Linked DNA regions of Homo sapiens: region 1 is linked to region 2. Evidence: chromatin loops called from intact Hi-C (ENCODE). Cell type or tissue: ascending aorta. All regions are shown on one strand. Links, peaks and the distances in the headings refer to the core of each region. The heading gives the core; the rest is flanking DNA.

Region 1 (11,968 bases), core at 1,519-9,518, 50 kb before region 2:
AGAGTTACTGTTCCCTGAAACTTTAAACAGTGTTATGTAATGTCACACAATGTGGTTAACTGAGATTTTAACACAAATTATGGCATTATTGAACCCAACAGGCTCCACTTAGATTTGTCTTTTTTTTTTTTTTTGGTGGTTTTTTTTTTTTTTTTTTTTTGAGATGGAGTCTCGCTCTGTCACCCAGGCTAAATTACAGTGTGCAATCTCAGCTCACTGCCTCCGCCTCCTGGGTTCAAGTGATTCTCCTGCCTCACCTCCACAGTAGATGGGACTACAGGTGCGCACCACCACAGCCGGCTAATTTTTGTATTTTTAGTAGGGATGGAATTTCGGGGTTTCACCATGTTGGCCAGGCTTGGACTCCTGACCTCAAGTGATCTGTCCACCTCAGCCTCCTAGAGTGCTAGGATTACAGGTGTGAGCCACCGTGCCTGGCCTCCACTTAGATTTGGAAATTGACATACAGCTGTGGTACTGCATCCCTAATCTACTCCTTATGCAAATATACAAGGTGTAGGCTACTCTAGGGCCAGAGCAGCAGTGGTATTAGTGACTTACTTCATCTTGAATTCACAGAGAAAGTCTTAGTATCCTCTATTTTACAGATGAGGAAAGAGACGCTAAGAGAAATTGAGGAACTTTGCTGACCTGATGTAACTAGATGGGACTAGAAACCTTGGCTCGCGGACCACAGAGTTGACATTACAGCCATTCACATGAGTTTGCATTTGTCATCTGAACCTTCTGGATTTCTATCATGTCACTTGCTGCGGTCTCTTGTATTTGTGGGAATTAAAATTAAATTGTGATGGTTTTTATTGACTTCTTTTCCCAAACATGTGCAACACCAAACAGAAAATAAAAGATCACAGATGGGACTCTGGAATATGATTTCTTTAACAAACAATTTTATAAATGTATCAGGCCCAACTTGCTTGGTTGGCCAGATGCTAAAATTGTATCGCAGAAGTTTGGGCAACTTCTGAGGAAATGGGCTGCTTCCTGTGTGTATTTCTCAAGTCTGCTGTGGCTTTAGTCCCACCACCCTCCCACCCCCAGGCGCATCTGGCTAGAGTGTGTGGATGGGGCAGACCAGCCAGGTCCAGCCAGGCCAGCATCTCAAGAGCATAGAGCCAGGGAGCATGCGCAGAACCCCAAGAGCAGGGGCATGTGGGCACCTTGATTTCCCAGGGGAAAAAATATTACAGGAAGTGTGAACCAACAGCCAAAAGAAGGTAAGAGTCAGAGGCCTAGGTGGACAAAAGGACGCGGTGAAGAAGAAGATAATCTGGGGAGGTGCAGAAAAACTGAGAGGAACCGGCAGATGCAGACAGAGGAAGAAAGCCACGTCTGTGCAGCGAAAGGTCTGTGCGAACTAAGTGGCAATGAGAGACCGTGCCTCCGTGTCCAGGGATATTGTGGAATCCTCTCTCCCACGCCCCTTGTTTTAGTTAGGCCACTCTTGATTGGAGATGTGGGAGAGAACCTTAACTGGACAATATTTAGCTAAAATAAGAGAATGATACCTCCTGAAGCCAAACTGTGGGGTGGGGAGTTGGGTACCTGCCATGGGGTAAGTGGGGCGTCTTTGGCTGCTCTCTACCTCTCATCTCGGCCTTTCTTTCTGAGTGGGCTTCACTGTCTCAAACCACTCCTCCATGAGGCAGGAGACAGCATGCCTGGGCTTTAGGATCTCCCGCTCCCCTTTCCAGTTTCCAGACCAGAGATGAGAGACCACATTCCTCCACCCCTACCATAGGAAAAGTCCTTGTAGGGTTAGGCCACGTGCCCACCCCTGGGCCAATGACTGCACCAGGGGCAGGTGTGGTACTAGGATTGGCCCAGATCTGGTCATGTGCCCACCCTCTGAGCCAATTACTACATGAGGGGCAGGTGTGGTACTAGAATTGGCCCAGATTTGGTCGTGTGCCCATCCCCTGAGCCAATCACTGCATCAGAGGCAGGTGTGGTACTATGATTGGCCCAGATTTGGTCATGTGCCCACCTCCTGGGCCCATCACTGCATCCAGGGGTAGGTGAGGTACTATGATTGGCCCAGCTTTGTCTATGCCCCTATCTGTGGGGTAGGAGAGGCAAAATCTTTACCAGGGACAGGGCGATCAGAGTGCTGTTCAAATGCTATAGCGTTCCGTTTTGCTGTCCACGTGTTTTCGTCATGTTCCGGCAATGGCTTGATCTATAAGGACTCAACTGAGAGCAGCCAGGCTGTCCTTGCTGGATGGTCATATCAGGATCTTGCAGGGTGAGGACAGTTGCATAAAGTGTATTAAATTATATGATTCATTTCCTTTGCTTTGAATCACAATATTTATTTTTATTTGAAATTTCAAATAATATTGAAGAAGGGCACACAATGTTTACATTGATCAAAATGGGACATAGGTTTAAAATGTTGGAGAATCGGCATTATAAAGGAGAGTGTTCCAACTGCCTTGCCAGCGGCAGAATTCATTCCTGTTTGAACAAAGGCTGACTTCATCTCTTTAGTTCTTTGTGGGGTGAGTGGAGGAAATGGTCCACAGTGGTCAGCCACATTCAGAGGGAGTAGGGGACGGGGAAGGAACTGCCCACGTACTGAGCACCTACCGTGCATCAGGCACATCGTGTGCAGTTTCTCAAAGTGACCCCGTTTCATCCGTTTGGCACCTCGGCGAGGTGCAGCTGCTCAGGCTATTTGTCATAGAGGCACCCGGCCTTCAGACGGGCGTCTTGGCAACTTACTTAGACTCTCTTTCAAGGTGCTTCCAAGTTTGCCACGTGGATAACAGTCCATCGTGTCTGCGTCAAAGTACAGAGAAGATTGATGGGATGGGGCTGGCAAAGACAAGAGTGATGAAGACACTCCTTTCTGTTCTGAAACCTTATTAGGATACCGAGAGTTCTTTCCATGCAGAATCCACTAGGGCTTTGGTTATGCCGCAGCCTTGAAAAAGACCAGCCTGTTTCCATTTCCTGCCTAAAGCCAGCTCTCAGCAGAAAGTGGTGGGGCTTAGAGGAGGGCTGGGTGACCACAAGCAGAACACCACTGGAGCCACATGGCCCTCACTGTGAGATGGGGTGACAACGCTAACCTTTGGGGATTTCAGTGCGAGACAGAGAACAACGATGCCTTTTCTGGAGCTGCTACAAGGCACATAGGATGTACCAGATACATGCTAGCTAGTGTTACGAAGCGAGCATAAACATCTGCCTACTTATTTTTATTTATTTATTTTTACCCTGAGCTTGGAGGCCTAGCTTTGCTCAGCTTTCTGGATGCCAGCCAAGCTAAATTAACACTCTTATCTTCTGGCCCCTGCAGCTGGCGGCCTCCACGTAGTCTTTGCGGCATTCTTTTTAGGCTCAGCCGTGTGCACTGGGAAGTCGTCCCGGGCCATCCCAGACTGTCCTATGCTCTGGGCTTTTTTGCCTACTCTACGGCCAGCTGAGCCCATGTTTCTGTGCAAGCAAAGCAAGGTCACTGAGGCGGCCCGGAGTCGCACACAGTGGGAAAAAAACATCTTGCTGTGAGAGTGAAGGAGGGGCCACAGATATTCAAAATAATTGTGTCTGCTGGCCAAAACTTCACCCAATTGTGCCAGAGGGGATTCAGCTAGATGTATTTGATGTACCTAGCAATGTCAGCAGTACCACGGGACGCTGCTCCCCAGGTTTTCTTAGGCTACTCTTCTCAAACTCTAAAATGCATGCTTAATCCCCTAGGGACCTGCCTAAAATCCAGATGCTGACTGAGAAAGTCTGGGGCGGGGCTGGAAATTCCAAAATCATAACAAGCTCTCAGGTAATGTCCCTGATCTCTCTGATGACCACTTTCCAAGAAGCTAGGCTTATGGTGTTATTTAGAAAACTTCAGTCATGATTTTTGCCACATGTCATCTTTTTTTAATTATTAAGCTTTTATTTTTCAAAAAAATTTATTTGTAAAATGTATGGGGTATACATGTAATTTTGTTATAGGTTGATGCAAGAGTAATTGAGGTTTTCTCATTACTTTTAACCACAATTACTTTTGCACCAACCTAATACCTGGATAATTACAGAGTGGTAAACTCAGGGCTTTTGGAGTATCCATTGCCTGAATAACGTAGACTGTATCCATTAGGCAATTTCTCATTATCCACCCCCTTCACACCAAACCCCCTCTTCCAAATATTCATTGTCTATCATTCCATACCATACGTCTGTGTGTACACATGATTTAGCTCCTACTCATAAGTGAGAACATGTGGTGTTTGTCTTTCTTTATCTGAGTGTTTCATTTAAGACAGGCCTCCAGTTCCATTCATGTTATTTCAAAAGACATGATTTCCTTCTTTTTCATGGCTGAATAGTATTCCATTGTATATATATGCCACATTTTCGTTATCCAATCATCTGTTGATGGACACTTAGGTTGATTCTATACAGTGCTGCAATGAACATACAAATACAGGTAATTTTTTTTTTTTTTGAGATGAAGTCCCTCTCTGTTGCCCAGACTGGAGTGCAGTGGTGCAATCTCGGCTCACTGCAACCTCCACCTCCCAGGTGCAAGCAATTCTCCTGCCTCAGCCTCTCAAGTAGCTGGGATTACTGGCACCTACCACCATAGCCGGCTCATTTTTGTATTTTTAGTACAGATGAGGTTTCACCATGTTGGCCAGGCTGGCCTTGAACTCCTGACCTCAAGCAATCTGCCCGCCTAAGCCTCCCAAAGTGCTGGGATTACAGGCATGAGCTACCATGCCTGGCCACTTTTTGATATAATGATTTATTTTCCTTTGGATAGTGTTTGTATTAATTTACATTTCCACCAATGGTACATACACATTCCCTTTTTTCTGCGTCCTCACCAACATCTGTGTTTTTTTGTCTTTTTACAGCCATTCTGACTGGTGTAAGATGATATCTCCTGGTTTTAAGTTGCATATAATTTACTTTTTAATTTTTTTTAATTTTAAATTACTCTTCTTCATATTGACCTACCTTTTTTTTTTTTTTTTTTTTCCTTTTTGAGACAGGGTGTCCTCTGTCACCCAGGCTGGCGTGCAGTGACACAATCACAGTTCACTGCAGTTTCCACTTCCCAGACTCAGATGATTCTCCTGCCTCAGCTTCCCAAGTAGCTGGGAGGCATGCACTACCATGCACAGCTAATTTTTGTATTTTTTGTAAAGACAGGGTTTTGCCGTGTTGACCAGGCTGATCTCAAATTCCTGGGCTCAAGCAATTGCCTACTTCAGTCTCCCGAAGTGCTGGGATTACAGGCATGAGCCACTGTCCCTGGCTGACCTGCCTTTTAATGTAAACTTATGTGTATTGCCATGAAATCACAGTTTTGAGGAATGATTTTTGTTTTAATACATCTTAAAATGAACATGTAACCATTAACATGAGAACTATATGTTGATAATAACTGTATGTTCCAACGGTGGTGTGGCATCATGTTCTAAGAAACACTGGCTTCAGGGCTTCTGAAGGAAACCATAGCCTGGACTGCCCAGACCCTGTTTTTTGGACTCTTTAATATGAGCAGCACTGATGCTTCTGCAGGAGCACTGGGGATTCTGGAATGGAGTCAGGGTGATTTTTGGACAATGTATTGACTGCAGCAAAGAGCACCTTCCTGTGCCCAGCAGGCTGCGTGAAAGCAGACTGCTCCTACCCAGTGCCAGGGCACCTAAGAGGGTGACGAATGGCAGTGGGCTGTCCCTCCAAAGCCGTGTCCAAAATGCTTTTTATGCTTGGCCACAAATTTTGTAAAAACCTATGCAGCGACTAGAGAGTAGGAAAAAAAATACCCAAATTCCCTGCTGACTCTGAGGTGCTTGTTTACAAAGTGAAACGTCCCTGGTGAATTGTTTCATTTACAATTAAATCTAACAATAAGCTATTGTGGCTAAATTAATTTCAAGCTAATTTCACAGGAACCCCATGTCCTGTATCAATTCTAAACAAAAGAGTGTGGTGTCGGGCAATATGACTCATTCTGAAGCCAGGCCTCCAGGAGGAGCTCCAGGAGGTTGATGAATAAATGCTAGGTTAAGAGAGCAATGCTCAGGTACCCTGCAGGCCAGGCACACTGCTGTGACGGGTTCTGGAAGCCCCTGTAGGTTGTGCCAGTCACGTACCAGAGACTGGCTTTCTACTGAGAGCACCAACCCCTGAGCAGCCCTTGACTGAGGCAGAGTTTTCCACTAGAACCTGGCCCGCTCTGACCACAGCCTGGAGGAGCCCGGTCCTGGCCACGAGTGTTTCTGCGTAGGGTCTTTAGTCCTATGGACACCTTGATGGGCCAAACACCTTCACAAATAGCATCCCACTTCATCCTCGCCCTGAGAAGTCCGCATGGGTCTCTCCTTTTTATGATGCAATAAGTAAGCTCAGAACCACCCCGAGTAATCATCTCAAAGCCATGTAAGAAGGAACTTTCAGAGCTAGGGTTTCCACCCAGACCTAGTGAGCCTGGTCCTTCTGTCCCTTCAGAGAAACAGTGGCCATAAAGATCCCCTACTCCATCTAGTTGGTCCCCCCCATCTCCCCACAGTGAAGATCTCTGAAGTTTATCTGGAAGCTTTTTCCTTTGAGTTTCAGATTTGACTCTGGTTCCCAATTTGGCTGATGTCAGTTACTCACATTTGAATGTGAGTGATTTTGAGAACAGACTTTGGGCCTCTCTGCTCTATGGTGGTGGGGGTGAGGAGGCCAAGGAAACCTCATCTCAGCCTCAGAAAGGGGAAGCTGAGGATGCCAGTGAGAAGCTTGGCAGGATACCTTTATTTTTAGGGGCAATGGCCACAGAGTCTTTTTCCTCATGCTGCTTTGTCAAAAGAACAGATCCGTGCACATCCCACCTTCTCTGGAACTAAGGCTCCAATGATGCATGAGTCTTCATTTTCACAAGCAATAAGCACCTGCCTGTGGGTGTTTTCAATTATGTTAGAGAATAATTCTTTCCTGGTTGGGCAACTGGTTTGGATTATTAAGATGACCTTCGAAAGAATTCACAGAGCGGGTCCTTCATAGGGTTTCTGAAGTGATGCATTTTAATTGAGATTGTTTCTGCAAAGGAAAAGATTAGGTCAGTGATACCACTCTCATGTTTCCTGTTTGCTCCCTGCCACTGTGGTCTCCTGTCTTGGCCTTCCCAAACGGGACAGGTTGTGTCTGAAGGCAAGAAGAGAACCATCGGTTGGAAAATCTGGAGTCCTGGGGAAGGAAGGCTGTGAGACGGTTTGCCTGTGTCAGGGCTTGGGGAGCATGACATTTGTGTACCTGAGCAGGATGTCATTTCCCGCTGAATAACCCGGGCACCTACCCAGCCTTTATTTTGGCCCCGACTGTGTGTTAAATGCAACCAATATCTCCTCTGAAAGCTCCTAAGAACAATCTGAATTGATGGGGCTGTTTTGTTTCCAGCCAAAGGATGCTGGTGGCATCAGCGAGGAAGGCAAACCCCGTGACCGTAAGAGCTGAACAAGGAGGCGGGAGCCATCTCTGCTGGCCAGGGTGATCGGTGCATTCAGGGGTGAGGAATGACAAGAGCAGTGCCCTGAAATATTTGTTTCTCTTCTTGTCGTGTTTTTTCTTTGTTATCTGATGGCTTACATCTGACTTTCCCAACAGGCTGCAAAACAGTAATGATTGCTGCCTGGGGGAGGTGACCTTTAAGTGGAAATACTGTCCTTGTGGGCAAAAGGCCACAAACAAAAGGTCAACATGTGGACCAATGGGGAGCTGCCTTATTTGCCCACCTGGGGCCTTTACCCCGATTCGGCCTTGCCCTTCCCACCCCTCCTCCCCCCAAGCAGATGGATGGGAGGGGGGCTCCGACATCCACATCCAAGCGTTGAGTTCTTCCCTCTCCTCCTGGCCCTGACCGATTTTCCACAGAATCTGGTTTCATCCCAGTGTTGCACTCCTAGCAATGGGAGGGAGGGCTGGTGCCGCCCACAGTGAGTAGCTTTACTGTTGACGGCTCAAGTACTTCTAGCCACGGTGGGCTTTCCTTCAGCTCAGTCCCATCTTCAAGCTGGATAAACGCAGTCCTCAGGGGAGGGGCTCCCCTCCTTGGTGCCTCACCCCAGGCTCCTCCACAGTGGAGGGGCTTTCCTTGTGGTTCTCGGCCCTCTCATGAGTTCTCTCCCAGCTCCTTGGTCTTTGTCAGGCCTCTGCTCCTCTTCCTGGAGGCAGAATCTCTGTGTCCCTCAGCCTCTCCATGCTGCTTGGTTTGTGTCCTTGGGTGGAGCACCTTGGAGGCTCTCAGAGAACCTTCTCAGGCCAGCCCCAGTGTGTTTCTTGTGTGAAAGGAGGCCCTTGTTATGAGCTTTGGTTTCCCAGCACCTGAAGCATGATCTTGATATTTATGTGGAGAATTGCGTCTCTCACTCTTTTTTTTTTTATTTTTTGAGTCTTTGTGAAGAGCAAAACCACCTCTCTGAAAGGTAAGTGATGGTCAGATACTTCCTTTTTCCAGCCTGCCTTGCAGCTGGGGCTCAAAGAGTGGGGCTTCCCAGCCAGGTGAAGGTGCCAACACCAGACTCAGAGCTGGTGACTCAGGAGGGAAGGGACAGTGGTGGCCGCAGGAGCAGTGGCAGCCAGGCACAGCTCCTGGGGTGGGCGAGGTGTGGGTGCTCAGAGGTGGTGGCAGGGTTTCCCCATCAGCCCTGTTCTGTGGTGTGATTTGACTCATGGTTCCTCAAAGATCAGCTCTGTGCCTGTGTGTCCTCTAAAATGATTCGGAGCTGCCCCATAGCCTTTCACGAGACTCCCTTTCACTGAAATTAGCCAAAATAGGTGTCTGTTGCTTGCTACTAAGAACTTGTTGCAAACGGCATTTCCCTCTACTTGAAGCCCATTCTCAAGGTTTCTGTATCTTATTTTCCTTGTTGGCCGGCAGCCTCTACCCAAAGAAAGGGAGGGAAAGCCATCTGAATTTCCGAATGGATTTCTTTAAACACATGGCAGTGACAATACTCTTTACAAAGCCCAGGCTTTGGTTTCTTCAAGTAAATTGAAGGTGAAGGGGAGGGACAAAGGGGCAGCAAGTCTCTTGAGAAGCCCACGTGTGCCGTGGCACCAGAAGCATGGAGGGGCCCCAGCGGATGGGCCACACGTGGTTTCCCAGAGCCCCCAGTTTCCCAGGGTGGCGCAGCCAACGTTTCCATGCCATGTAGAGAGGACAGGTGTGCCTGAGAGCAGGCTGCAGAGCCTTGGTAGTGGGATAAAGAGAACACGGGGCACCTGCTTAGGTCTGGCAACTGGAGAGTGGAGAGGCCACAGATACAGGGGGTAGCTGGGTAGGTGTCAATGTCCTGGGGCCAATGAACATTGACTGTCTGGGTTGCAGACACACGGTGCCTCCCAACCCGGAATACACCTCACTCAAGTTTAACACCTGGTGAGAAAGAGAGGAAAGAGGAATAAAAAAAATCCATAACTGATTCCATTTTTACTTAAAGGACAGTGAGAAAATTTTGATAGTGACTGAATGTAAATAAGGGGTTAGGAGCTGCACTAAATTCAATCAAAAAAATTAAGTAAGTTATTTGCCTGTATAAGCCTGAAAAATTTCAACCTTCCTCACCTCTTGGGGTTACCATAGGTTTTGGAACAAGGTGGAGATTGGGGCTAGAAAACCCACCGTCTTCCAACTCGGCTTTATCCTTCTCTTTAAGAACCAGGCTTTCTGCACTTGATGTGGTTACATCTTTGAACTTACTGGCAAGAAACATATGTCTGTAAATTGGCCTTGAAAAGTGATACCCATATGCAGGTTATAGAGAAGGGCTAGGATCCTTATTCCAGGAAATCCTCTGCTTTCCTGGGAAGAAGATTACTGCAGTGAATGAAAACAAGATGAAACAAAACCAAAGGAATCAATACATTCCATCTGCCTTTGCTGCTTCAGCCTGTTTTGGGAAGCTCAGGTGCAGAGGTTGTTGAGAGCCTGCTGAGAAAGTTTGCCGAAAAGGTCAGCATTCTTGGTCATCAGGGCTAGCCCCAGATCTGCTATTGCAGGGACTCTCTTCTGCACCCTCCAGCTTTATATTTTCTGGAAACATCTCCCCTGATCAAGCATGAATGGGACTGACCAAACCCTGCCTGCTTTGACGGCATGTTACCTTGCACAATACTCAGGCTAATAACACACACCCTCCCATGGGTGTTTGTTGTTTGGGGCCCTCCACCTTCGAGGACAGACACTGTCCTGTTTTGAACTCGAGGCAGGAACTTTGACACCTGCCCTTGGCTGTCTCAGGAGCTCCAGGAAGTGTCACTTTATGCCATAGTGAAGGTGCTCTTCTGTATGGCCCCTGCCTTCCTTTGCAGTAGACAACTCACCCCTCTCCAAAAATGCCACCCATGTTCACACTGCTGTGTCTTTAGACACATTATCTCAGCCCAGGATGCCCATCAGCCTGCCCTACCCCACTCCAGCTCCCTGCCTACTGCAATAGGATGTCCTAGACTCTGCTAATGACCAGGCGCCACAGGATGGAGAAGCCAGCGCACAGGAAACACGAATGGTGAAATCCAAGAAGCCACCCTCCCTTTTTTTTTTTTTTTTTTTTTTTTTGATCTGTCTCAACAGATCCTCACTCCGTTGCCCAGGCTGGAGTGCAGTGGTGCGATCTTGGCTCACTGCAACCTCTGCTTCCCAGGTTCAAGCAATTCTTGTGCCTCTGCCTCCTGAGTAGCTGGGACCACAGGCATGTGCCACCACACCCAGTTAATTTTTCTATTTTTAGTAGATATGGGGTTTCACCATGTTGGCTAGGCTGGTCTCAAACTCCTGACCTCAAGTTATCCGCCTGCCTAGGCCTCCCAATATGCTGGGATTATAGGCGTGAGCCACCACACCCATCGCAAGAAGCTACTCTGAGCTGAAGATCAATCAGTTTATCTAAAATGGGACTGGAAGGCAAGGTGTGGCTTGGACATTGACCAGATGTGTGGTGGTGATGGATCATTTGACCTCTCTAGGCCTCTACTTGCTCAGCTCTGAGCTGATGGGGCTAGATGGATGAGTCCTGTCTGCCACATTAGCCTGCGACTGTAAGTCTGGGTTTGCTCCAAGATGGTTCACCCACATGGCTTGTGGCAGGAGGCCTCAGCTCCTTGCTGCATAGACCTCTCCATGGGGCTGCCTGAGTGTCCTCACAACATGGCAGCCAGCTTCTCCAGTGCTAGTGATTTGAGAGCGACAAGGGCAGAAGCCACAATGTCTTTTATAGCCGTACCATCACTCGACCTTACTCCATCGGTCACGTGGGCCAACCCTGATCCGATGTAGAAGGGGACCACACAAAGCATTGATACTAGGAGGTGGGACTACAGATGGCCATATTGGAGGTGGCTGTCACCAAGCTCAAAATCCAAACTTAGTTAGGCTCATCTGAATTATCAAGAAATCGATCTGGAGGATTTCCTAGGAGTTCCTGCCCGCAGGGTTTGTATCCTGCCCCTTCCGTGCCCAGGAGTGATAGGTCCTGTGGAGCTGGATACCAGAGAAAATCTTTTCATGACACCAGGCAATGCCAGACATAGAGTTGACAGTCAAGCAGGCGCCACAAAAGGGATCTGAGAGCCTAAGGCTTGGAAAGTCCAGAGGCTCAGCAAATGTAGGAGGGCCAAGTAGGAGCCAAGTTGGAGCTGAGTGCAGGAATACACGATTTCTTTCTTCTTCTTTTTTTTTTATTTTTGGAGGAGGGAATAAGTCATTCATAGTTAACATCAAAGTAAATGTGTTCAGATTAATACCTTGAATTATATTAATGTGCTTTCTTTTTTCACTCCTTATTTGTGATTTCCACCTACTTAGCCACAGTTTCCATTATCTTCATGAGCAGTAGCTGGAATGAAGGAGAAATGGAAAGTGGGAATGAAGACAGGATGCTGAGCTTCAGATACTTAAATAAACTCAAGAACAGGAGGACTGAAAGCCAAGATTTCAACTGCAAGA
Region 2 (12,242 bases), core at 512-8,511:
GTCTCACTTTGTTGCCCAGACTGGAGTGCAATGGTGAGATCTCAGCTCACTGCAACTTCCACCTCCTGGGTTCAAGCAATTCTCCTGCCTCAGCCTCCCAAGTAGCTGCAATAACAGGCCCCCCCGCCACCACACCCAGCCAATTTTTGTATTTTTAGTAGAGACGGGGTTTCACCATGTTGGCCAGGCTGGTCTCAAACTCCTGACCTCAAGTGATCCAACTGCCTCGGCCTCCCAAAGTGCTGGGATTACAGGCATGAGCCACCACATCCAGCCCATTATATCTATATAACTTATCACAGTCTACTGGTGTTGACATTTTACCAGTGCAAGTGAAGTGTAGGAGCACACCTCCCTTTATATTCCTCTACCCTTTCTTATTTATAATATGTCTTAAATATTTCCTCTATATACATTTAGAAACTCATCAAACAGTGCTATAATTTTTGCTTCAATCATGAAACAATTCAGAAATCTCCAGAGGAGAAGGAAAATGTATTTGTCTATATTTTTGCCCTTTCCATTGTTCCTTCTTGTTCCTAATGCTCCAAGATGGCTTCTTTTATCATTGTCTTTCTGTTTAGAGAACTTCCATTCTTTTAGGTCTCTGGTGACAAATTATCTTAGTTTCCCTTCATCTGTGATGTCTTGATTTCCTCTTTCATTCCTGAAGGATATTTTCATGGCATATAGAATTCTGGGCTGAGATTTCTTTTCTTTTCTTTTCTTTCTTTTTTTTTTTTTTTTTTTTGAGACAGAGTCTCACTCTGTCATCCAGGCTGGAGTGCAGTGGCATGATCTCGGCTCACTGCAACTTCTGCCTCCTGGTTTCAAGCGATTCTCCTGCCTCAGCCTCCTGAGTAGCTGAAATTACCAGCACCCATCACCATGCCTGGCTAATTTTTGTATTTTTAGTAGAGATGGGGTTTCACCATGTTGGTCACACTGGCCTTGAACTCCTGACCTCAAGTGATCTGCCTACCTCAGCCTCCTCAAAGTGCTGGGATTACAGGGATGAGCCACCATACCCAGCCTGAGGTTTCTTTTCTTTCAGCTCTTAGGAAATGCAGTGACATTTCTTTTTGGCTCCCTTGGTTTTTAATGAGAAACCCAGTGTCATTTGAATTGTTTCTCCTCCAGGTAAGGTGTCATTTCTCTCTTGCTGCTTTCAATATTTTTCATTTGTCTTTGGTTTTCACTATAATGTGAAAGTTTCACATTAAATTTTACCATGATGTTTCTTGGGATAAATTTCTTTGAATTTATTTTGTTTGAGGGTCACTCAGTTTCTTGAATCAGTAAATTTATGTCTTTTGACAAATTTAGGAAGTTTTCAGCCATTATTTCTTTGAGTACTTTTTCAGCCCTCATTCTCCTCTTCTTCTGGAACTCTGATGACAATAAATGTTAGAATTTTTTAATCATCCCACATATCCCTGAAACTCTCTTGTTCTTCTACTACTACTCTTCTCCTTCTCCTCCTTCTTCTTACTCTTCTGTCTATGTTCTCTTTGTTCAAACTGGGTAATATCTGTCGTTCTATCTTCGAGTTTGTGGATACTTTTCTCAGTCCATTCTACTGTTAAGCCCATCATTGAGTTTTTAATTTCAGTTACTGTATTTTTCAGTTTTAAATTTCTCATTTGGTTCTTCTTTTTATCTTCTATTTCTTTGCCTAGATTTTCTATTTTTCACTTGTTTCAGGTGTGTTTGTAATTGCTTTTTGAAGCATATTTATCATATTTGCTTATCATATTCTAACATTTCATCATCTCAGTATTGGTATATATTGATTGTCTTTTTCATTCAAATCGAGGTTTTGCTGGTTCTCAATAAGACAAGTGATTTTTGACTGAAACCTGGACATTTGGGGTATTATGTTGTGAAATTCTGGATTCTATTTAAACCTTCTGTTCCAGTTGGTTTCTTCTGAGATTGCTCCAGCAGCAAAAGTGGAGACACTGTGCTGTCTTGTTACTGCCAGGTGGAAGTAGAAGTTCATGTTCTCTACTTGTCCTTTATTAATGCCTGGGGAGGGGGGCGGGGGTGGGAAGATCCTTGTTCCTACTAGCCCAGAGTGGCAATTCTACCTCCCCACTAGGCTCCACTGATTCCACCCCTGTGGGAGACAGGGAGGGATGCCTCGTTATTCCTAAGTCCGGGCTCTCCGTGTATTCTCCATTGACGGTGCAGTGGCAGGAGCTAAACTGTTTTCCTCTATAATACTTGCTGTCAAAAATGAAGCTGTGACGAACATCTGTGCTCCAGTGGGAGGATCTAGAGTCTTAGAGGTAGAACTGCTGATAAGAGAAAATGCTTATGACGCTTTGAGAGCAGTGCTTTTCAAATTGGGCATTCCAGTGGGTGCTGGGGACTTCATGAGGGAGCATAGGGAGCTACACGGGTGTCAGGCAGGTGGGGATTTGGGTTCTCCACACTAATTCAGCAGGAGAGGCCTCCCTCTCCCCTGTCCCATTCACTCAGCTCTGAGCCAGATTTCATTTGAAACATTAGTTCCATGGCTGAAAAAAGAGAAAGCATTTGGAAACCACGGTGAAAATATCTGAGTTTCTCTCTATTTGTGGATGTCTGTGATGATATGAATCATAATCCATCCCAGCGACGTTTCTGAGGCTGCTTGGGGAAGGAGCCATGAACCGGAGTATAACTGGCTATAAGAGCCTTTGAAAATAATGAATTTGCCATCAGATTATCTTAAAATGCAAACCATCTTGTTGCATTTAAAACAGCATTTAATTTATAACAAAGCTAATTAACACATCATTTTTCAGACACATATCAATTATGCGAAACGAGGTGCACCTGTACTAAAATTCCTTGGTTCACTGATTCGAAGAAGAACATCAGCAAGAACATCAGCTCGGATGGGCCCTTAGAGAGCAACAATAGATTTGAAATAAGGGACAAGCCAGGAGGTTGCCGGGGGGCGGGTAGGGGGATAGTTGCAAAAATGTTCTGAACTTTAAAATAACGGTCCCTTGCAAACAGAAGTTTTTTCTCCAAAGTGTCTCTCCTCCAGATCTCCCATCTACCATTTCCACCCTGCATGTGAATCTCACTTCTAGAGGCAGCTGCCTCACGTTCAGCTTACGACACCTTCAGAAGCTTTGCTAATAAATGCATATCGAAAAAGCGTTCTGCCCATGGGGACCAATTTCTTTTTCCATCACCCGTGGCTTCTCAACATGAAATTAAAGGCAGAAGCAAGTAATTGCAGCTGGTGGCAGCTCCCAAGGTTTAGCTACTGCCAAGGGATCTGGTCCATGCCTCGTCCCCTCTGTTTCTCCCTCCTCTCATCCAAGGACCAAGCAAAATATGGGGCATGACCTGCAAGAAGGTGATCCTCCCAGCTAGAGCACAGCTCTCTGAGTAGCAGTTCTCAGGAAGCCTGTGAGCTAGCCCAGCCAGGGGCTTTTCCAGGCTTTGTCTCAAGTGCAGGGCTTGGAGAAGAATATTGCCAGCCTTCAGTCCCAACTCAGGACCATCAGTGACCTCATGGGGACCTCACTTTGGTGGGAGAGGTTGGAGGATGATGCTCTCCTCCCAGGGAAGTAAGCCTAAGGGCAGATTCCTCTCTCTGCCCTGGGGGAGAAAGTAAAAGGGAGGGAGGGCTTCTCACAGTGCCCATCTGGCCCTGTGGAGAGTTGCTGGTGACATTTCAGTCAGTCATCCAGTCAAACTCATGTGTACCAAAAAAAAAAAAAAAAAAAAAAAAAAAAAGGCAAGTAGAATGTGCCGAAGGCTTGGAGTCAAGGATAGCATCATGATTTTTGGCTTGAGCTAAGAAACGATGGAGTTGCTGAGATGTTGGGAGGCGTACATAGCTTTTGGGGGTAGAAATCAGGAGTGCAGGCTTGTCAGGGAGGCAGTTGGATTTATGACCCCAGATTTCAGGGGAGAGGGCTGGTCTGGAGATAGAAATGAGGGAGGCACCAGCTGGTTTGGACATTCTTTCCCCAACGGTTTCATACCTGGCAAGGCCTCACTCCCCACTGGTGGGTTGGGTGTGTTCTCCCCCACGGGCCCTGCCCACCTGCCCTCTCTCCCTGCGGAGAGGGGCCTCCCCTGGGGGCCCTCCACTCCTGCCAGCCGAGCTCCTGGGCTGGCGAGTTCTCTCTGTGCTCAGGCCCCAGACGGAACACCTTCTGATAAGATTCCCCAGCCCGCTCACGGCTGCCCACCCACTCCAGCCAAGTGTCACGGAAGGAATGTGGTGGCAGCTGGGCCCGAATCACAAGACAGAAACTCCCAGGACACGTAGGTCAAGCCAGGAAGTGCCTCCTGAAAGGGAGAAGCCCGGACAGGCCGTGCATGGGCGGGGGCTCAGAGGAAACCAGCGCCAGTGAGTCAGCCTGCAGTTCTGTTGGACAGAGTGTGGGCTGCCAGAGAAAACAAATTCCTCCAGCAGGTTTATCTCCTTGTGGAGGAGGCCTAATCAGCAGCACGAAGTGGCAAAGGAGGGAGGCCATATGCTCCTGACCTGGCTGAGCTGCCCATGCCCGGATTAGCTGGGTCAGCCAGGCCGAGCGCCTGGTTCCAGGATGGAGGCTCGCTTCTGGTGGGTCCTGGGTAGGGCAGAGGCCCCCGTACCAAGCCAGCCAGATCCATCCCATCCTAAACCCTCCAGGGGGATGGAGCTCCAACAGAAATGAGGAGGGGCAGAAAGGAGACAAATGAAAGCAAATGTGGGTGCAGAATTTCTGAGGTGCCACAGGAAACTTTCCACAGCCACATGCTGTGCTTTCAGTGGGAAATGTGTTAGGCTTGGCAATGCCAGGGAGGGCCACAGTGCAGGGGAGGTGAATGGTGGCTTCCGGATTTGTGCAGCGCACACTCTGCCCTGCCATCCCCGGGGCCCTGGATGGAAGGTCACAATTCTTTATCTATATGGCTTCAGTGATGTTAGGAGAGGCACATTCCCATCCTCAGCAGGTGCATTTGGAGAATCCATAGCACCTAAGAAAACAGGACAGGTGGGCCCTGCTCAGTGGAGCAAGTCACCTGCCCCTTAACAAGGACCACATGTAACCACCCTCAGTTCTTCCTCCACTCCTGCTTCCTTCTCCAGGGGTTCTCAGAGTGTGGCTCCCAGTCCGGCAGCACCAGCACCACCTGGGAACTTGATAGAAGTGCAAATTCTTGGGCCCTCCCAAGACCTGCTGGATGGGAAACTCTGGGGTGGGGCCTAGTTGTGTGTTTAATAGCCTCACCCCACCACCTTCCCCCAGGAAGAAGCATCTTTCTCCCCTACGCAGCCTGGGGACAGGCAGCTCTGGCCTTGGAATCACTAGGGGAACTTTTAAAAGTGCCCGTGCCTGGGTCTCACCCCTACAGATTCAGATTTCTCTGGTCTAGGTTTTAGCCTGGGCATCAGGATTTTTGGCTGTTTTGCAGGCTGAAAGTGCTTCTGTGTTCTGGGGTGCTGGGCTCAGGGTCATCACCTGGAACCACGAACCATGAGATGGAGGCTTGCACTTGACACCTTGCAGGTCTGACCCTCATGCCTGGGGAGACAGCTCAGCTCAAGAGAGGTGCTTGTCTTCGGCGTGCACCGGAATCATGCCTGGGGAGAGAGCTCAGCTCAAGAGAGGTGCTTGGTCTTCGGTGTGCACCAGAATCATGCCTGGGCTGTGAGGGGGGTGCCCAACCATGCAGATTCCTGGGAATCTTCCCCAGACATCCCAGTTTGGTAGGCCTGGAGTGGGGCTGGGGAGTGTGCATCGTGAGCAATGTCCTGGGTGATTCTGATGTGTGCTCAGGGATCTTCCCTTTGAGAGCCACAGAACAGGGACATCTGAATGAGGTTCTGCTTCCATCTCTACCACTCACCAGCCACAGGCCCCCAGCAAGCCCCTTCACCTATGGTTGCTTTGTGCGTAACTTGGGGAAAACAGCAGCCTCCCTGGACCCCTCAGCACAGTCCTGAGACCACATGGATCTGGGCAAGACTGGCCGCTGTGGATGGCAGGACAGACAGAAGGAACTGCTCGACTGTCCTCCGGCCACCTACAGTTGGCCTGCGTGGAAGGAGTAATACTTACTGAGACTGCCCAGCAGAGGTGGCGAGTGTCGTGGCCGAAAGACCAGGCCCAGAGTGCGTGGGTGCCACTCGCAGCTCCCAGCAGCCGCAGGGAGGGGGCTGTGGGTCCCAGGCAGGCTTTGGGGTGCAAGGCAGGAGAAGGGGCAGGCCCTGAGGTCCCAGGAGCTGGATCTGAGACCAAGAGGCTGCAGGCGCCAGGGAGCTCCTGTTTTCTGATGGGCTTCATGACCTTTGAGACTTCAAGTTCTGTTCAGCTGCCCCTGACCACAGCCGACCACAGCCACTGAACCTGACAGGAGTTTCGTTTTCTTATAGAGCAAGTCCAGAAGCAGGCAGGGCTGGTGGAGCCACATGAGGAAGTGCTGGGGATCCAGGCTCCTTTGAGCATCCGGCTCTGCCATCCCAAGCATAGACTCTGTCCTCAGAGTCGCCAGATGGCCACCCCCAGCCGGACTCCGCTTCTGCATTCAGGCAGGAAGCAGCGAGGAGACAGGGCGGTGGCTGTGTCTGGAACACCACACTTCCCCAGGCGTCCCGGCACCCTGCCACGTGCAACTCACTGGTCAAACTGGATCCCCTCCAGGTCTCAGCTTGGGGGAAAGCTGAGAAATGTGGCTGCCTGGAACAAAAACCAGGTGGTGAGGTGGGAGGTGGAGGCGGGGCAGGAGCGGAGTGGGCTCCTGTCTGGTCTCAGTGGACTCGATGCTCCTTGCCACCTTGGCCACACACAGCAGGGTCACAGTGACCCCACTCCCAGATGGCCACCGGGCAGAACAGGGCCTCCTGCTTCTCGACACTGGACTCACAAAGCCTATAACATATCCCCTGGCTAGAAAGAGCTCACTGAAGTCATCACAGCCAAGCAGTGTGACCTGGGATGCGTCTCTGTGCCCAAGAGCCATGGTTCCCCTGACATTCCCGACTACCCGTGGTGCTTCTAGGAATCAAGTGAGGATACGATTGTGAGAACAACTGAAGGGTTAAAAGGCTGGTAGAAGTACAGAGGATGAAGCCCTGACTCAACCATTGCCCACCTCCCTTCTTCCTCATCATCCCTCAATTCAGACCTAGGTAGGATTTGCCTCTGACCAGGTAGGATTTGCACTCTCACCCTCTTCAATTCTGTTGCTACCACGGGGCGCTCGTGTCTCCCTCCAGCAGTCACTGGCTCTGGAACGAGGGTCCGATGTCTCTGTGTCCCGCACACCGCCAGGCCCTGCGATTAGGTGGCAGGGCCTCTGCCCTGCTCCAGGCCGCATGGGTGTCTGAACTTGGCCGTCTCGTGGCCTTTCTCAATTAGCATTTCTTCACCTGTACAGAGGAGATAATAATGTTGCCTCAACCCAGGTGGAGGCTAGGAGGAAAGGCAAACAAAAGACCTAGCAATGGCAAACCTAAACAGCCCTGGAAATGCTTCATAATCAAAATGTTTTCTCCCTCTTTTGAAAGCAGAAATGGAGGGAGCATGTGAAGGATGGACAGAGGGGAGATGGGTCACTGCTTCCCTGGGCAGAAGGAGAGAGGAGGAGGAAAGGGGGAGGTGGGTTGCTGGAGGCAGGTCGGGAGGGGGCTGGGAGCAGCCCCTCTGTGAGGCTGTGAGGTGCATGAGAAGGGACCGGGTGGCCAAGGGACACTGCCACTCCACTCAGCAGGTATGTGCTCCAAGGCATTGTGTTACTACATGATTTTCAGGACACTGAGGGTGAGATGTCCCTCTCTGGGCTCTGCATGGTGGCCACCAGCTTCATAGGGGTGCTGGATGGGAGAGGACCGTGGGCATGACTCAATTCCACTTATTTAGGGGCAAGGAGGGCAGAGAGTGTCTAGAACCTCTGAGCAGGGAATTTGGGTTGCCACAGTGATCAGAGCCCCACTGCTGGGGCCTCCTCCTGGGGTGACCTGGAGGTTGTCCCAAGACCCTGCCTTCACCTTCACAGCCAAGAGGTTCAAACGGGGTTCATGAGACAGAACCGGCCTTCTGAAGGAGGACTCCAACGTCCTCTCCTCCCAATGCACAGTTTCATTCTTGGTTTTATAATGGCAAGTCTCTGGGTGCACAGGCTCCTGCAAGTCGGGCTCTGAGCTTTCTGGCTCGTCACAGGGAAGTCATAACCTTTCCACAGACACAGGTGTCAGCGTTCCTTTTGCACATCCTCTAGCTTAGGGGGAAGGAGCGGGAAGCTGAGGCTGAGGCTTGTGATTATGCAACCAGGAAAGGGCTGCTCTAGTGCCGAAAATAAGGGTTTGGAGCTCTGCTCTTAGACAGAAGGCTCAAGGGGCGGGGGTCTGGTCATTGTCTTCCAGTGGGTGGGAGCTTTGTTCTAAGCGTGGCTTATCCTTCCTGTGAGTAGCTGACCTCACTGCGGAGAGGCGGTGGTTGGAACGAAGCCAGAGAGACGGGGCTTAGACACAGGGAGTGGTTTCCCGACCGACAAGGTGAAGACAACAAACCACTGGCGTGGGTGGAGAAGAGTCTGGCCCAGGGATCATTTTCATAAATTATTATTTAAAAAATACTATAAAACCGATACTTGCACATGGTGCCCAAATGTGAACACTACGGTAGGGCTTCTCAAAGTGGGGCTCCTGGAGCAGCAGCAGCGGCTGCAGCCTTGCCTGGGAACTTGCTGGAAATGCAGATTCTGCCTCCTCCCCACCTCACCACTCACCGCCAGACCTGCTGAATCAGACACCCTGGGGGTGGGCCCAGCAGACTGTGTTTGAACAAGACCTCCAGGGGACCCTGAGGCACCAGAGTCTGAGAACCCTACGATACAGAGTGGAGACCACAGAAGGCAAACTTCTTACTCCCAGGGCCGTTGCCTGGAGGTACCTTCCTTTATTCACGTTCTCACACAGATGGGATCACTCCCAGCACCACACTGCTCAGCGCTCCACACTTTCACCTAATAAATAGATCTTAGATCCACCCACCTTTTGCCAACTCCAGAACTTAGGTATCAACCTCATTCTGCTTTTTTTTGTTTTGCTTTGTTTTGTTTTGTTTTGTTTTGAGACGGAGTCTTGCTGTGTTGCCCAGGCTGGAGTGCAATGGTGCGATCTTGGCTCACTGCAACCTCCGCCTCCTAGGTTCAAGTGATTCTCCTGCCTCTGCCTCCCAGGTAGCTGGGACTACAGTTATGCACCACCACGCCCAGCTAATTTTTTTTTTGTATTTTTAGTAGAGATGGGGTTTCACTATGTTGGCCAGGCTGGTTTCAAATTCCTAACTTCAGATGATCCACTCGCCTCGGCCTCCCAAAGTGCTGGGATTACAGGCGTGAGCTGCCACGCATGGCCAACCTCATTCTTTTTTATACCTGTGTAGAATTCCTTTCCAGGGGAAGAGGGGCATAATTCATTCAGCCATTGCCCCATCCATGGCATTTAGGCTGTTTCTAGATGGTTACTCTCTCAAAGGCTGGTGCCGTAAGCATTCCTGTGAGTCTGTTTCTGGGGTAGATAACGCCTAGTAAACGCATTGCCGGGTGGAATGGTGTTTGCAGTGCCAATTTTGCCAGAACCTAGATAGCCCTAAAACAGGCTCCATCAATTTATATTTTCTCCCAAAATATAGAAAAAAATTCCCTTTTGCCGTTCTTTCATCAGTACTAGAATTGTGAGTCTCTTCCATTTTGCCAATCTGACAGGTGAAAATGGAGAGTCAGCATTTTGATTTGCATTTCTTTAACTATGAGTGTCCTTGGGTGACTTTGCACGTAGAAATGATTCATAGCCAATTCTATTTCTTCTGTGAACTGTCTGCTCACAGCTTTTCTCCCTGCCTCCCACCCCATTTTTCCTTTGGGTTGTTGTACTTTTTCTTATTGATTGGAAGAGCTCGTTGTATATTAAAGAAAATGGAAATTATTGTATATTACAAGTGGTTTTCCCTGGCACTTCTTTTGTCTTTTGTCTGAGTTGTGGCGGTGGCCATTATTATTGTTATTATAGGACATGAAGCGGTTTCTGTGAATGATGTTAAATGTATCTGGTTTGATGCTTCTGGTTGCGTGTTATGTTTTAAAAAGCTTTTTCCACTTTGATATATATTTTTTTAAATTCACGTTTTCTTCAAGTTCTTCAAGTCCAAGCCTGAGCTCCAGGACTAGACAATTTGGGTTCAAATCCTGGCTCTCCTGATTCTTGGGTGACTCCATGCCTCACTTTTCTATTCTGTAAAGTGGGGATAAGGAAACCTGCCTCATAGCATCAGGTTGGGTGTGTGCTTCTCTAGGGGAGGCCTCCTCAAATGCTCAACTGAAGAAGGTTAATCACGCCTGTAATCCCAGCACTCTGGGAGGCCGAGGCGGGTGGATCACCTGAAGTCAGGAATTCGAGACCAGCCTGGCTAACAAAGTGAAACCCTATCTCTACTAAAAATACAAAAAAAGAATTAGCTGGGCGTGGTGCTGCACACAGCTACTTGGGAGGCAGAGGCAGAAGAATCACTTGAACCTGAGAGGCGGAGGTTGCAGTGAGCCGAGATCGCACCATTGCCCTCCAGCCTGGGCGACAGAGCAAGACTCTGTCTCAAAAAACAAAAAAACAGGTTAACTTGAAAGATTCCCTGATGCCCCACTGGAACCGGCACCTGGATCAGACGGCCTTTCACAATTATTTCCAGGATCTCCCGGCTCGGAGAACAAGAGGCTTTCCCTGCACCTGGACACATGACTGCCTCCTTCACTGCTGCTTCTCCACCTAGACGGGGGAACTCCCCAGGAAAGGGGTTCAGGTTCTGCCTTGGAGGTTGGCAAACCCTGGAGGAATTGTGGGGTCCCTGGGAGACTGTTATGGGCTGAACTGCGTCCTTTTTCAAAGTTCTTGTTGAAGTCATAACTCCCTGTACTTCCAAATGTCACCATATTTGGAGACAGGTAATTAAATTAAAATGAGGTCATTGGGGGTTACGAATCCAGCCTGACTTGGTGTGCTTAGAAGAAGAGGACATTTGGACACAAAGGAAAGATAATGTGAGGACACAGGAAGAAGGTGGCGGTCTACAGAGCAAAGTGAGGGGCCTCAGAAGAAACCAAGCCTGCCAACATCTCTATCTCAAACTTCCAGCTGCCAGAATCCTAAGAAAACATGCTTCTGTTGTTTAAGCGACCGGGTCTGTGGTGTGTTGTGGTGTGTTGTGGCGTGTTGTTAGGGCAGCCAGAGGAGACTAGCAGAGACACCGTCCATGAGGCCTCCCTGCCTCTGCTTCTCTAGGCCCCAAGCTGGGTGGGGAGTGTGGATTATCTGGGTGTCTTTTACCCCTTATCTGATGCTGCAGACCATGACCCAGGTGCAGACAACTGTTCTCTCCGTTCTCTCTTTCTCCCCTCCCACAGTCACCCCTCTCCCCCCACCGAATAATATGAAAGACAATATGTGGGGCTTTGGGTCTGGACGAAGATCAAAGCCAAAGGACAGGTGCTCAGGCAGAGTGTGAGGAGGCTTCCTTCACTGGGCGAGGATAGAGACATCCACGTGGACCTCCCGAAAGCCCTGGCAGACCCCCAGAGGCCTGCACGCAGCTGCAGCAAAAACAGGTGTGGGGGCCGCAGGAAGCTGGCAGCCTCCATAGGCCCCGCGCTGGGGAGTGCAGCACAGCGGGTGGACGGAGGTTAACGTGGGGGAAGAGTGATGGGGAAAGCGCGTGGCACCTGGCTCTAAGATTGCGGGTCCTCCCTGCAGGCTGGCCCGGAGATTGTGGGCGGGGCCTCCTCGGGGCAGTGGGCGTGTCCAGGCACTGCGCTAACCCCGCCCCCCGCCCCCGTGCCTCCCCTTCCTCTGTCTCTGCAAGCATGCCAGCTTGACCCCAGAGCAATGGGATGTACAGGGAGGGGCAGGAAAATCCATCTCTGGGGGAGATGGATTGCAATTTAGAGGCTTCTCCTGAGCTTCAGGGACGAGGAGCCGCAGGTCAGAGTGGAGGGTAAACCTGCTTGGAGACCTGATGCCTCCCTTCACTGTCCCGCGGGCCCAGAGGAAGGGTTTTCATTTAGGGCCAGGGAGGGCAAGGGCCTCAGAGCCTTCCACAAAAAATGAGGACCCTGCCTCTCTAAGACGCCCGGACCCCTGCATGGTAGGGAATCCCCGGCCCCAATTCCAGGGCTGAGCTGGGCTGGGGGCAGGGTGGTTGGGGTTGCAACTCTCCTCCTGCGATCTGGTCCTGAGGCCCAGACAGGCC

The links. Hi-C counts contacts between places; a loop is a spot of excess contacts. Peaks named below come from ENCODE experiments on the same cell type or tissue, not always from the same donor. Only the 100,000 strongest peaks of a DNase experiment are listed, where the experiment ranks them.
Region 1: a loop joins it to region 2, with 2.4 times the contacts of the local background. A loop is called at or near these places in 24 of 110 quality-filtered maps.

What each region holds. Positions count from the first base shown.
Region 1 is chr15:99,498,980-99,510,947 of GRCh38, reverse strand. It overlaps LOC105371019 (a long non-coding RNA gene), which reads left to right and starts at 1,065. Exons shown (of 3, transcript XR_001751710.2): 1 at 1,065-1,367; 2 at 7,423-7,531; 3 at 11,828-11,968. RefSeq lists enhancers at 6,252-6,381, 8,032-8,281, 8,562-8,631, 8,682-8,771, 8,802-8,961 and 1 more and a silencer at 1,797-2,016. In ascending aorta, for the core only: a CTCF peak has its summit at 6,024 (motif pointing right); a DNase peak (open chromatin) is centred at 2,727; H3K4me3 peaks cover 1,393 bases; H3K27ac peaks cover 2,675 bases.
Region 2 is chr15:99,447,215-99,459,456 of GRCh38, reverse strand. No RefSeq gene overlaps it. Among named protein-coding and RNA genes, the nearest start is that of LINC03080, 18 kb to the right of the region's middle. RefSeq lists an enhancer at 6,220-6,529. In ascending aorta, for the core only: no CTCF peak of the experiment used is centred there; DNase peaks (open chromatin) are centred at 3,576, 4,326, 6,546, 8,366 and 4 weaker places; H3K4me3 peaks cover 1,583 bases; H3K27ac peaks cover 5,436 bases.